Linked DNA regions of Mus musculus: region 2 is linked to region 1. The links are chromatin contacts, found by Hi-C or POLR2A ChIA-PET in ENCODE. All regions are on one chromosome and are shown on one strand. Each heading gives the region's core, a stretch centred on a gene start or an enhancer-like site at or near the end of the contact. The rest is flanking DNA. Distances are from core to core; before and after follow the strand shown. Region 1 holds the start of Wnk2 (WNK lysine deficient protein kinase 2). Region 2 overlaps Wnk2 (WNK lysine deficient protein kinase 2).

Evidence for each region. Hi-C counts contacts between places; a loop is a spot of excess contacts on that map. ChIA-PET counts read pairs that join two places held with the same protein, here RNA polymerase II (POLR2A).
Region 2: a loop to region 1 is called in a map of left cerebral cortex, with 2.6 times the contacts of the local background. The contact joins the enhancer-like site here to the promoter of Wnk2 in region 1. A Hi-C loop is called at or near these places in 1 of 37 maps with a recorded cell type or tissue (left cerebral cortex). POLR2A ChIA-PET finds 5 or more read pairs at or near these places in 1 of 5 experiments (Patski).

The regions. Positions count from the first base shown.
Region 1 is chr13:49,144,361-49,151,357 of GRCm38, reverse strand. Wnk2 (WNK lysine deficient protein kinase 2) reads left to right here and starts at 3,030. Exons shown (of 30, transcript NM_001290313.1): 1 at 3,030-3,596; 2 at 4,124-4,806. The coding sequence starts at 4,126.
Region 2 is chr13:49,100,685-49,107,681 of GRCm38, reverse strand. It overlaps Wnk2 (WNK lysine deficient protein kinase 2), which reads left to right. Exons shown (of 30, transcript NM_001290313.1): 3 at 4,720-4,892; 4 at 6,499-6,719. Among named protein-coding and RNA genes, the nearest start is that of Wnk2, 44 kb to the left of the region's middle. Within about 2 kb of position 3,639, at least 1 of the 3 ENCODE cell types and tissues checked has a DNase peak (open chromatin) inside an H3K27ac peak, as active enhancers do; it is left cerebral cortex, where a contact is called at or near this core.

The DNA.
Region 1 (6,997 bases), core at 1,781-4,280:
TGTTGGGAGGAAACATGATTCCTCATTCCTTCCTGTAGCATGGCAAAGTAGTAAGGCCCCTCTGTGACACCCAGTCCTCTTCCCAAGGCTCTTCCCAGGAAGAACTCCTATCATTGGAGAGTGAGATACAGTGTTGAACAAACAGTGGCTTGGACATGCCCCAGCCATCGCCTCCAGGACTGAGGCTCTGTCCCCTAACTGTTCCTGCCTTGGGCCACACAATGTGGGTTGTCCTGCCTTATCCTTCCTCAGATCTCAGGGAGGGCTTCCTGTGACCCCCCCCCCCCCCGGGCAGGCCACTTGTCCAGAACTATCCCCATTCATGTGCTGCAACTACCAGGGTGGGTGTCTTCCATTCACCTGTCCCAACTTCCCAGGTGGGCCCAGGGAAAACTAGTGATGAGAACTGGCTGTGTTAGACCTGAATTCTAGATAGGCCTGCACACCTGCAAGCTGAGACCTGTGCCTGACAGCAGTACCTGGGGGTTGGTGAGGCTTTCCCCTGGCAATACTGACACCTCTTTTTAATTAAGGCCTTGTGGGCTCTGGCATTAGCCAGCAGGACCGGCCTGTCCTCCTATCTGCCTTCCTTTCCTCGATGTCTGTTGAGCACTTACTGTGTGCTGAGATAGTAGGACATGACTGCTGTACCCATCCATAGGTGAGCCAATTGCATGTCCTCTGCATGGAGCAGATGTCCCTTCAGGTGTCTGACCTTGGTGAGTCTTGTCACCTGAAGGGCTGAGGAGGCTAAGATGAGAACTGCAGAGAGGAGTCACTATCCTCCTTTTTTTGGATCTTGAGCAACCACTAAAGGTGGAATGCTGCCTGGATTCACCCTCTGCATCCTCATCTCCAAGTGGAGGTTAACCTTGGATACAGTTCTCTTGAGCATCAGAAGAGGATGCTGCATCTAGGCCCTTGGGTTGTTGCTTTTGCAGAGTATCCTCCCACAGCCTTGGCTTGCGAGCCTTAGGAAATCTAGCCATGCAGTGGGAAGTGTTTAGGATCAGGGTGACAGACTCAGAGATGTCCGGGGACCTGAAGAAGGGTACAGAGTGGGTCCCTGGCTGCTAAATTCTATACCAAGGAGTCCTTGTTTCCATCTGTTGGAATTCCAAGGGCCTGTTAGTGATACTAGTCTGAGATTCCTTGCAAAGAGATCAATGGCCTTATCCGGTAGTTTCATAGCTGTGGACTCCAAGGGCTGGCATAGGGAGCGAGTTCACCATAGGTTATGCAAGTGGGGCTGTGGGAAAACACACCCAGGGAGTTAGTTACAAAGAACATGGTGCCCAGTCAGACACAGGCTCTCCGAGATCTGTCTCAGCCTGGACTGTGCCCAGTTTTGTGGGTAGGGTCATAATTCTTCACAAACATGTGTGAATGTGTGTGGGCAATAGCTGTAGGTATGGCTGAGGTCTCACTGGGTAGCCCAGGCTGGCCTCTGCCTCCTGAGTGATAGGGTTATAGGTATGCACCACCACACTTCGATTAGGTGTTGTAAGTGACTGGCTGCTTTCATCACTAGTCACTCAGCAGGTATATGCCACAGGCTGTCACTGTGTCCTGTTGGGAGACAGTCAGACTAGCATGCTGAGACTCTTCTGTCATGATTTCTCTTACACAGGCCCTGCCTATTATAGCTTCCATATACGTGCCAGGACCCAGAGGGCCTTTGCTGGATAAACCCTGTCCAAGAGAAATTACATTCTACAGGCTCAGGTTAGGAGAGGCAATACTGGGTGGGGTCTTTAGCCTCCTTAGTGAAGTTGTAATGGTCCTCACCCACATTCTGCCCCAGCTTGGGAGGTGCAGCTTGGATCCCCATCTCCAGAGACACTCAGACCCACAGAGCTGGCACCTGCGCTCTGCTTCTGGTTGAGTGGGCTTTACGTTCATGCCTGACTCCCAAGGTAGATGAGAAATGAGATAATATAAATTAACAGGCATCTGGCAAATGCCCAGTCCAGTGACAAGTACACAATTTAACCCCTGGGTCTCTGGGGTATATGTTGGAGTCCTAACTTCATGGCTCTCAGTTTTCATAACGTAAGTAGTCCCAGCATTCCCCCTTTAAGGAGACAGTGTGCTACCACCCAACTCAGCTAGGAAGTGACTTGAACATCAGCCTTTTAAAGTTACTTTTGACTGGTATCAGCATCCACTGACAGCCCCTAGCAGGGCCAGGGAAACCCTGTCACTGGGTAACAGCTCTGTCTGCATTTGCTTCCCTTTAATCGTGAAGGATGTGTTGCCTCTGTTGGCTTTTCTGTCTTATGAGTTGCTGGTGTCAAAGGCTCTAAGGCCAGCAGCCGCTGGCCATCGGTTCACATTTGTAACTTGCATCTTTGACAGGGTGCCATACCATCAGGATGAGCAAAGAGATCAGAACATGCTGGTAACTTCCTTTGCGCTGTTTTCTTCAGGTGAAGTGACCCCAATGATGTGCATCACAACTGGTGAGCCCAGGTGCAGGTGCCTGGCATGGGCTCAGAAATCAGGTCAGTCTTCTGTGACCCTTGCAGTCAGGTTCAGAGATGCCCGGGGCAAGGGCTTGTCTGGGGTAATTGAGTAGCTCAGGGGGTGGAGAGAGAAGCTCCTGAGGGGGTTGAGGGTGGGGAAAGATGGCAATCAATATGGTAAGTCAAGGGGTTTCTGGAAACCTTTTCCAGTTTCCATCTTGGGACCTCTGAGATTTAGGACAGAGAAATCCTTTCTATTTTTTTTTTTCATTTATTTTTGAGACGGTTCCTGGTTCCTTTATTGCCACGTGACCCAACTCCTGGATCAAGTATCCTCTGCCCCCCACAGCCCTCCCCCACCGGTGTTGGGATTATAGGCTTGGGCCACCACGCTACTGATCAGGGCAAAAGGACATCTGTCTTTGAGATCTGGATTTGCTTAATGGAAAAGAGGGACACAGCGCTTACTGGTACCAACGTCCGTGGATGATAGTGAGGTTTTCCCATATCCTGGCAGTACAGAAAGGCCCAGAAGACACTCCAATTTTGCAACCATACTTGGGCACCTAGGATATCCTGAGGTTGTCTGTTTTGTCTTGGCATAGGTTCCAGGATTTGGCTCTCTGGCTAAGTCACGTTGTCTGTGGCCTGCCACCTCCGGGGAAAATAGAGCCCCTCAAGGCCCCACAGTTCAGCGGACCACTTCCAAAGAGCTTCAGGGCCAGGCGCCGGCCTGGAACCCTTGCCGCAGGTGGAGGCCATGGGGAGCATCCCGCAGGTGGCGGCGCTCAGCCGCAGCCAGGTGGGCGTGTCAGGCCCCGCCCCGCGCTCCGGTCTTGGGGAGGGTGGGACGAACGGAAGCCCCGCCCTCCCCGCGCGCTAGTTCGGAGCCGGTGCGGGAGCGGAGGCGCGCGGAGCCGGCAGGAGCACGCGGGAGCGCGGCCCCGCAGCGGCCCGGCCCGAGGGAGCAGCATCGTAGGAGCAGAACGGCCTGGCGACCCCCGCTGCAGCCAGGACCCCGCCCCAGCGCGACGCGGCCCCGAGAGAGGACTCTGGCCCCGGAGCGCGGCCTCGCCCTCCTCGCTCGCCCGGGTCCCCGGGCTGCGGGCATGGACAGCGCCCGCTCGCCCTGTGAGTATCGAGCTCTCCCGTTCGCCGCCTTTGTGTGCGCGCCGCGCCGCCGCAGCCCCCTCCCCGCGCGCCCCGGGCCCGCGTCCTTTGTGGAGCCTGCTCCTGTCCGGTGCTTCCCTTTACCCCGGCCTCCCTGTCCCTTCCCCACCCGCTCGCGGGATAGCCTAGCGGGGTCGCTCCAGTACTGGCCTTGACCCCTTTCTCCAGCCTCCCGAGCCCTTCTGTAGCTCCTTTGAGCCCTCAGGGACACCTAGCAGGTCGTCCCTCCTGGAGTCCCTGGGACAGCTAGAGACAGGCCGTGTTCCCGGCTCGGAGCTGAGTGAAGCAGGGCATCCCCTTGCAATCCTCGCCTCGGGGTCCGGTCTGCAGCCCTCTCCCCGGAGCCCGCAGAGGACCGCCCGGCAGGTCACTTCTGCGGTGGGGCTGGGCAGGGCGCGGGCCCAGAGGCGGCGCTGTCTCATCCCGCGGCCCAGGCAGGTGCGGCGGGGCTGGCGCTCACGCAGGGTCCGTGTGTCCTTGGCCCGCAGAGATGGACGGCGATGGCGGCCGCCGAGACGCCCCCGGCGCGCTGATGGAAGCCGGGCGCGGCACGGGGTCGGCGGGCATGGCGGAGCCGCGGGCGAGGGCGGCGCGGCTCGGGCCCCAGCGCTTCCTGCGGCGCAGCGTGGTGGAGTCGGACCAGGAGGAGCCGCCGGGCCTGGAGGCGGCCGAGACGCCGAGCGCGCAGCCCCCACAGCCTCTGCAGCGCAGGGTGCTTCTACTCTGCAAGACGCGCCGGCTCATCGCGGAGCGCGCCCGGGGCCGCCCCGCCGCGCCCGCGCCCGCCGCGCCCGCTGCGCCTCCCGGCTCCCCGAGTGTCCCCTCGGACCCTGGCCCGGAGCGAGCGGGCACGCAGGAGCCCAGCCCAGATCCCACCACCGCCTCAGCCGCAGCCGCGCAGGTCCCCGACGGCGGCCCGAGGCAGGAAGAGGCGCCGGCCCCAACACAGGAGGACGCTGGAACCACCGAGGCAAAGCCGGAGCCCGGGCGCGCACGCAAGGATGAACCTGAAGAGGAGGAAGACGATGAGGACGACCTCAAGGCCGTGGCCACCTCTTTGGACGGCCGCTTCCTCAAGTTCGACATCGAGCTGGGCCGGGGCTCCTTCAAGACGGTCTACAAGGGGCTGGACACGGAGACCTGGGTGGAGGTAGCATGGTGTGAACTGCAGGTGAGCGCCGCTGCCCCGCAGGTGGGCTGTCCGCAAATGCGTCCTTGGGTGTGTCCTTGCTCATATGAAGGGCTTTAGGCAGCCCTGGGGATGGTGGCTGGTATGTGTCACCCTCTGTGTGGGTGTCCTGCAGGATATGTGCCTCGTGTATGGCTAGCCTGTTGGTGCTGTTTCTGGACCTGTGCACACACAGGTTGAGGCTTGCCATCTTGGAGGTCAAGGCTGGGTATGTGCTGTGCCCATGGTGACATAGGCTCTGGAGTGGTCAGTGGAGGTTCGTTCTGTCAGCCCATGCTCCTTGTCCGTCCACAGAACCCACTTGTACTGGCTCAGTAGGGACTGGAGGGTAGTGAGAGAGAAGGCTGTCTTTAGGCCCTTTTCTAGGTGGCTTGGAAGCTCCCAGCTGTCCTCAAATTAGCATTTTTCCTGTACCCTGCAAGATGTATGTGTGATAACTGCAGATGCCTGCAAGGGTTTCCTCAGATTCAGGAATGATGATTGGTGGGTCTTTGGTGTTCTGCTGGCCAAGGCCAAGAAGCCCTGTCAGCAGCCTCCTGGTGTTCTAAGAGCCTGGTTTGTTCACACGTTAGCTGTGTGAGTGAAAATTATGGGGGAAAAAAAGGCCTGCCTTTTTTCTTTCTCTCTCTTTCCCTCTTCTCCACCCCCTTTCTTCCTTCCACCTTTCTCTTGTATCTCTCTCTTTTTTTTTCTTTCCTTTCTTTTCTGGAAGCAGAGGCTCAGCATGTATTTTTCATAACCTTGCCCTCACGTTAGCTGTGTCAGCCCTGGCCCTGAAGATTATATAAACCGCAACCCTAGCCGTCCTGGGGCCAGCCTTGGAAGAGGAGGCAGCTCCTGTCACAAGGGGTGTTTACAGGCCCTCCCTTACTGGGAGGGAGGGGCAGCTGTCAGGCAGGGGCCAGCTGGGAGAGTGCTGGCTGGAGGTGTAAGCCTACCCGCTGGCCCTTAAAGTTAGCTGGCCCTTCCAGGGCTGATGCATCCTGGGCAAACCTGGGTGAGCTGGGTGCCAGGGCTGCTGTCCGGTGCAGGATGCCTGCACTTTTGGCTGGGAAATGGGATGCAGGTGCTGTGTTCTCAGCACCTGCAGGGTGCTCTCTGCGTGCGTGTACAAGCTGGGCTCATTTCAGAGGTGACCTGTCATCAGTTCTGAGACAAAGAGCTTCAAAGGTCTTGTCTCCATACTGCCCTTTGGTGCTGAAATGGGAATACGGCTTCACATGCGAGGGTCAGTGGAGACTTTCAGCAGGAGTTGAGTTTCCTTCCTCCTTCGTGGTTCCTATGAGGATCACCCCTGACTTTTGCCTGGCATGTTTAGTGGAGTGCTTCTCAACCTCCCCAACACTGCAACCCTTTTGATACAGTTCCTTATGTTGTGGTGACCACTCCCCCCCCAACCAGAAAATTACTTCCATTGCTACTTCGTAACTGTAATTTTGCTACTGTTATAAACCACAATGTAAATATCTGTTTTCCAATAGTCTTAGGGAACCCCCAACTACCAAATTATTTTCATTGCTACTTTGTAACTGTAATTTTGCTACTGTTATGAATCATAAGTATCTGTGTTTCTCCATAGTCTTAGGTGACCCCTCTGGAAGGGTCTTGACCCACAGATTGAGAATCACTGTCCTAGACCTTGCAGAGAGAGAGTCTTGATTGTGCAGAATGGGTGGGGATGGGGAGGGGCAAATTCTGTGGCCCAGGGTCCTGAAGGGTGTATGCCCTGTGTCCCTGCTACCTGAAGAGGCACACAGGAGAGAGGATCAAGCAAGGGGATGTGAGTCTCGATTCTGGAGAATAGCATGATTCTTGGCTCCCCGCCTTCCTGCTCTTGCCAGATGGCCAGCGTGGCTCTCTGAGCACCTGCTGGTGCTGCTACTATGGAATGTCACTGAGGGTAGAGGACAGAGCAGCGGTGCTCCAGTAGGCTGGATGTGAGAGACTTCCACAGGCCAAGCCTGCCTATCTGGCGGAGGCATTGCAGAGTCCTGGGACTCTTGTTAATTCCTTCCCTTTAAGGCAAGGCAAGACAGCCTGCCCTTGTTGTGGGCGGGGCAGCAGAGGGTGGGGCCTGGACCCTGGCCAGGGGTCTTTGGATACTTGGCTCGAGGTAAAAATGGGGTAGCTTCTGGATTTTAGTGCTGTTCCTTGCTTGGGGGAGACTGAGAGC
Region 2 (6,997 bases), core at 2,390-4,889, 44 kb after region 1:
CTTGGTAAAATGCCCTGGTGGCATTTAATGTATGATAATGTCTTTGCCCCCACTTTCTGGACCACTCCTAGAGGCACCATGGCTAACAACTTATGACTTTGGTGTCTTTATCACCTTTAGCTACTTGGCATCATTAATACTGTGCCAGACCCTGGGTTAGATAACTATCAACACTTGAATGTATGCATGTATGTGTACATGAGGGTACATGCATACACACACACACACACACACAAACACATGCACACACACACATACTCACATGGGGAAGACAATACTGGACCATAGCTTATGCAAGTCACCTTCTCCCACATCCTATTTATGTTAGTTTTGTTATTTACAGCTTGGACATTGCATTGTGAGCCATACGCTGCTGTTGCTCGATGGTGAATATTGTAAAATAACTTAGGCTTTAGTGGTGCTCTGAGGCTTCTCCCAAGTCACTAACTAGGCCCACTGGAAGGGAATTGGAGACAATATTGCTGCACTGAGAAGGCTTTGTGGGGAAGCTGAGCTGGCCCAGCAGCCATCTTCTCGGCTGCTTCATCAGTGGCCCCCAAAGTCAATTTAGCTTCATTCCTTTTGTATGTATGATTTATGCTCATGTGTCTGTGTGCAGCTACGTGTGCCTTTGTAGAGCCTAGAGGATGTCTAGTGTCCTGTACTATCACTCTACTCATTCACTTGAGATAGGATGTCTCATTGAACCTGAATCTGGACTGATGGCCAAGCAAGCCTTTCAATCCATCCACAGCACTGAGTATAGGGGGTCCTCGATGCATACAACCACATCTGGCCTTTATGTGGGTGCTGGGGATTCAAACTCATGCTTGCACAACAAGCTCTCTTGCCTGTTGAGCTGTTTCCCCAACCCTGACGCATCCATTTCTGTTTGCAGTATGCTCACTTCATCTAGAGGGCATGAAACGTTCCTACTTCCCATGTAGGAACCTTTGAGTTCCTACATGTGGGAAAATGAATCTCATTGGCTGGAGAGGTGTGCATTTGGCTGGGTATAGAATTCTTAGTCAGCACTTTAAGTTGAGTTCCTACATGTGGGAACGTGAGTCTCATCAGCCTGGATAGGTGTGCATTATTTGGCTGGGTATAGAATTCTTAGTCAGCACTTCAAGGATGCTGCTGCCCTCCCCACAACCAATATCGCTGACCCCACTCACTGCTGCCTGAGCCATTTCTTTGCAGATAGGAAATCTTTTCAGACCTCAAGATTCTGAAGTTTCGCTGGGACAGATCTGGAGGGTAGGTCGGTTTTCATTACTGACCTGATTTTAGCAGGCCTTTTCATCCTAAGACAGTCTCCCTTTAATCCAGGGAAATGCTATTCTGCTGTATATAGCCACGGTTACATAGTTGTTTGTCTTCCAGGTAGTTCTTTGTTGTTTCTTAATCAATCTCTCTCTCTCTTTCTCTCTCTCTCTCTCTCTCTCTCTCTCTCTCTCTCTCCTTTTCGACTTACCTTTCTCATTCAGTCTTTGGAAATTTTTAACTTTTTATTTTGTTTTTGTAACATTTTAAAAATTGAAATATAATTTATAAACATTGAAATATGTATCTTAAAACATTCAACCTGGGGCTGGGGAGACAGTTCAGTTGTTGAATCACTGGCTGAGAAAGCATTAGTTTATATCTGAAGCTTAGTGGGTAAGTAAACTGGGTGGGTGGAACAGCCTGCTTTTAATCCCAGAGGCAGAGACTGAGAATCCCAGGAGCAAACTGGTTAGCTAGACCAGGAAAATCAGTGAGTTTAAGCGAGACTCTGCCTCAGTAGATGAAGTGGAGAGTAACTCCAGTGCTCTCACTCAGGGAGAGGCTGGCAGATCTCTGTGAGTGTGAGGTCAATCAGAGCTACAGAGACCCTGTCTCACTCTCCTGCAACCCCCAAAGAAATCAGATATGAATCTCAAGCTTTCATATGCTTTTGGGCTTGAACACATGCACACACACTAAACAAGTTTTCATTGTACACACACGCACACAAGCATGGTTGGGCTATGGCTGTAGCTAAGTGCTAAGGCATTTGAGAAGCAAGTACAAGGCCCTGGATTCAATCCCCAGTTCTTCCCAAACTAACAAAAAACATCCTTCACCACCCCCAACTCCAGAAACCCCCAGCCCCCATCTGGACACCAGATTCTCAGTTCCAGAATTTGCCCACTCCAGAGACAGCCACTGTTCTGAAGTTGACCCTTTTTTGTTTGTTTGGTTGGTTGGTTTTGTTGTTGTTGTTGTTGTTGTTCTTGGTTTTTTTGTTTGTTTGTTTTGTTTTGTTTTTTCAAGACAGGGTTTCTCTATATAGCCCTGGCTGTCCTGGAACTCACTCTGTAGACCAGGCTGGCCTTGAACTCAGAAATCTGCCTGCCTCTGCCTCCCAAGTGCTGGGATTAAAGGCGTGTGCCACCACTTCCCGGCTGACCCTTTGCTATCAATCTAATAACAGTTCCCAATCAAAGTGGGTTCCCACCAGACACATGTTTATAGCCGGCTTCCTTAATCCAGACTGAGCTGGTTCCTGGGGTGTATATGTTTTTGTGGGTATATCGACAAAGTTTCTGTTAACTGGCATGGGATCCTTCAGCTGCCGTTAGGTGGGGCTGTGGTGGAGCTGCTCTTGCGCCATCTTCTGAGGACTTGTGTTTCTTCTCTCTCCGTGGATCTCCTCTTTGAGGGGAGTGATGGGACCCAGAGCTGGTAGGAAGCTGCTGAGAGATCTTGGCCATTTTTCCAGGTTGTTTGGTGAAGCATCTGTCTGTCTGCATCATTTATGGATGCTGTCTTTCCATTCAGGGGCCAAGTCCTTTGTCAGATGTATATATTGGAAATGGTTTCTTCTAGTGTGTAGCTTTGCTTTCATTATCTTAGATAAACAATAATTTTAACGAGCAGAACATGTTACCATTTTACTGTCTAGATTAGAGATTAACTCATTTGTACTCAGTGTTTTACTGGGTTATGGAATATGTTTACATATTAAACAAAGCCAGCTCAGCTTTCAAAATTTGTAAGAACTAATTTCTGAGTGTTTTCTTTTAGAATAGAAGTTTGCTCTTGAATGTGCAGGTCCACATCTTGGGTCTTCATGGGAAGGACATTGGTTATCTGTTATGAAGTTTCTGAATGATTGTCTTTCTGGTACTGGTTACATTTATGATTTCTCTTGGCTGTTTTGCCTTGTTGATGATGGCTACTGTCCCACTGATGAGCAAAGGGACAGATGAGGGTCTGTGTTGTGGAGCAGGGGTCTGGCCTAAATGGGTATGACTGCCAGGTGGGGTATAATTTCTTAACACAGTGACTATTGTCATGACCCTATTGGCCACTGCTTTGTTGAACTCTGGCTTGTCGTTGTATGGGGCCTTCTAAAAGGTCCTTGGGATCTTTGTGTATATTTCCTTTCAGCTCTGATCTCTGCTTGATTTATCTCAAACCATCTGCTTCCTGTCTCCTGGAATTTCTCTGACTTTCTGTGTTCTGGGTTCAGTTGTGTTAACAGTTTCCTTTGCAAATATAAACACCTGTCTGGTCACTCTCCTGTGGCTCTGGGGTGTGTGGTAGGGGAGGCAGGACTGGAAGGTGACTCACTCCATGTAGGTGGAGCTGAGAAGGGTTCTCTATGCTTAGAGAATGGGGGAAGATCACCCTGGGGCCCTTGGCTGTGGCATCTCCTGAGAAGAACTGGGAAGCACAGAGCAGAGATTGGGGGCGTGTGAGCTCCTTGGTGTTGTTTTGAGTGTTCCAGGATGAGAATCCATGGATGGATTTGGGAAAGGAGGTGGCAGAGTCAGAGTCTAGATAGGCTGTGGGGTTAATGAGGCAGGGGCTAGGGCAGAGGGCACACAACTTGAAAGTTTCAAGGAAGCAATGAGGTTTTGTTTTCTTTGAGACAGGTTCTCATATAGCCCAGGCTGACCTCCAAGTCGATATATAGCTCAAAATAACCTTGAACTGCTGATCCTTCTGCCTCCCCATCCCAAGTGCTGTGTGGGCCACCAGGCCTTGGTCATTGAGTGCTGAAGATTGAACCCAGGGCGTTGTGCATGGCAGGCAAGCACTGTTTGCAGTGAGCTACATCCCTAGACCTACAGTGATGTTCGTAAACGTTGGGACAGCAGATTGGTTCTGCCACCAGGCCAAGCACAGCGACCCAAAGCCAGGCGAAACATGCTTCTTTCTGCTCTGAGGGCTGGGCTGCCTGCTCTCAGGATTGCCTTTGCCAAGATGGCCCTTCATCAGCCCAGTGCGGGTTTTTGGCACTGCAGTCTCCTGGGTCTTGAGCACCTCCCCCTACTGTGTATGCCTTACAAGCAAGCTGACATTTCATCCCTTTAACAAATACTCTAAAATGAATGAGCTCTGAGGGAGCAGAGGCCTCTGAGGTTTTGTTTTTTTTTTTTTTTTTAAAGGAAAAAGTGCAGGAGCTCGGTCAGCTGCATGGCGTGTGAGCTGCTTCTCAGCTTCCTGGAACAACTTCTTTCTTACAGAGGGCCCAGACAGGCTGTATCTGGGGTTGTGGGGCCCAAGGGTTAGCTATGGTGCGCCATTTGTCATGGTGGGCAGAAAGAAAGGGTAGATTCTGCTACATGTCACTGCTGGGGACTACCTGCCCCTGAGGCGTCTCCTGCTGAACTCACCTGGAAGAAGGGAGAGTGGCTGCCAGGGTCCAGGGCACCAACCACCCAGTGCACCTATCTCTGTCTCTAGGACCGGAAGCTCACCAAGCTTGAACGGCAGAGATTCAAAGAGGAGGCGGAGATGCTGAAAGGTCTACAGCACCCCAACATTGTGCGCTTCTATGACTTCTGGGAGTCCAGTGCCAAGGGCAAGCGATGTATCGTGCTGGTGACAGAGCTGATGACCTCGGGTACACTGAAGACGTAAGTGCTGCACACATGTGGGCTGGGGTAGCCTTCGTGACCAAGCCTGCTCAGTCAGTCAACAGGTTCTCCAGTGCAGGAATGAGGATTAAAAAGAAAAAAGACAGTTAGACAACATTGTAGTGTGGCCCCAGGTAATTCTGAAACTGAAGGCAAATTTTTATTTTCCAATCCACTTTTTATACCATTTTAATTACATGCAAGTATTTTGGGCAAGCAGTACAATAAGGAGCTAACAGAGCAGCAAACAAGTCCCATGATTACTCCCGTGACAGTTGTTTAAAAGGGCTTGTCATAATGACCAAAATACTTGAGCCCACTTCCTTGTCCAAGCCCAAAATCTTGCCTGAAGCCTTGTTCTTCTGTTGTACCCTAAGACTAAAATTCCTGCCTTACACTACTTCCCTATTACAGCCTAAAGTAAGATTCTTGCCAAAACTTACATCCTTATTATGCCCTAATGTCAGATTCCTGCCTGAGCTTACTTCCTTGCCATGGCCAATGTCAGATTCCTGTCCGAAGCCCATTTCCTTGTCCTTGGCCAATGTCAGACTCCTGCCAAGCGGTACCCCAAAAGGCTTTCCACACCGTCCGTAGGGGCTGTGATAGGGTAACAGGTGTTGGGATGCTTGGGTCAACCTGGCTGGCGTCTGTGATCTGGCGTTCATTCAGCAATGCCCTTTTTGAGTCCTATAATTTCTCTCAGCCATGGGAAGCCCATTCCCCAAGTGAGAAGACTCGGACCTAATAGTCTTCCTAACATTTGGCTCCCTCTGGCTTCTTGTAGCAAATGAGACTGGTTCTCGTGACCATGCGACTATTTCCACTCTCCCTTCCTGTGTAGGACACTTCCCAGTGGCACAGTTCCTTTGTCTGCTTTGTCTGGGATCTTATTATTGGCCAATATCTGTTTGCCTAGAGGCCAGCCTGGCATGTTCTGCTGGTTTGGAAGCAAAATGCAGACATTAAGGGCCAAACATGACACAGCAACGGGCTGGGGGTTCAGTGGCCATGGCAGTTTGCTACTGTCTGAGGTCTGTGCTATATTGGGATATGGGAATGCCCCCCCCCCATAGCCATGGTTGAGTTCCTCTGAATCATTTTAACCCTGAGGCCCCGAGTAGGACCTTGATGTTTTCTGCCTCTGGGTAGCTTCACTCTACTGTGCTGATTCAGTGAGGGAATGTCACTTCCTACCTCCCCGCTGGGTGACACCAGGGCCCAGCATGCAGCTTGTTGCAAGGATAGCCTGGCCTTTGTGACCTTTGACTGTAGGTATTCCTCTATTATTCGTGTGCTAGGCTGGGACCCTGCCCCATTTTGTGGCTTCTTCTCACATCCAGGAGATGAAGACTATGATTGGCATGGGTTTGGGAGCAAGGTCTCCAATGAAAAGGTCTAGTGGAGTGCCGAGGTCCTGGCTCAGCCACCTCGATCCAGCTGAGAAACCCTGGGTAGGAGAAGAACTGTTGGCATATCCCTTTCCCCTCACTGCCTGTCCCACACAGCTGCAAAGCTCATGTGGCTGAGACTAGACTTTTCCAGGCTTGGCCTTCCTCGGGGCCTGCAGCAGGAGAACTGCTTGATGGTTCTGCCCCTCCCCCAGGTACCTGAAGCGGTTCAAGGTGATGAAGCCGAAGGTACTGAGGAGCTGGTGCCGGCAGATCCTGAAGGGCCTGCTGTTCCTGCATACAAGGACACCCCCCATCATCCACCGTGACCTCAAGTGTGACAACATCTTCATCACTGGGCCCACCGGCTCTGTGAAGATTGGTGACTTGGGTCTGGCCACCCTTAAAAGAGCGTCTTTTGCCAAAAGTGTGATAGGTGAGCCTGTTTCTTCTCCAGAGGCACATAGAGAACCACACAGTATTCAAGGAGCCATGGAAGCCTGGATTTGCTCAGTTACTTCAGACCTGGTGCAGGAGGCTCATCCGAGTGCCTGGGTATCCAAGCAGCCCCAGAATTCTGGTGGCTCAGCCAGAGGACCTGCCTAGTGGGGACACTGCCTTCCAGCTTGCCTGGAAATACTGGTTCTGTTTCCCACTGACAGTCCTTTCAGACTCAGGGGTGGGGGGAGGGGGTCTCTGCATTGGAGTCTTGGC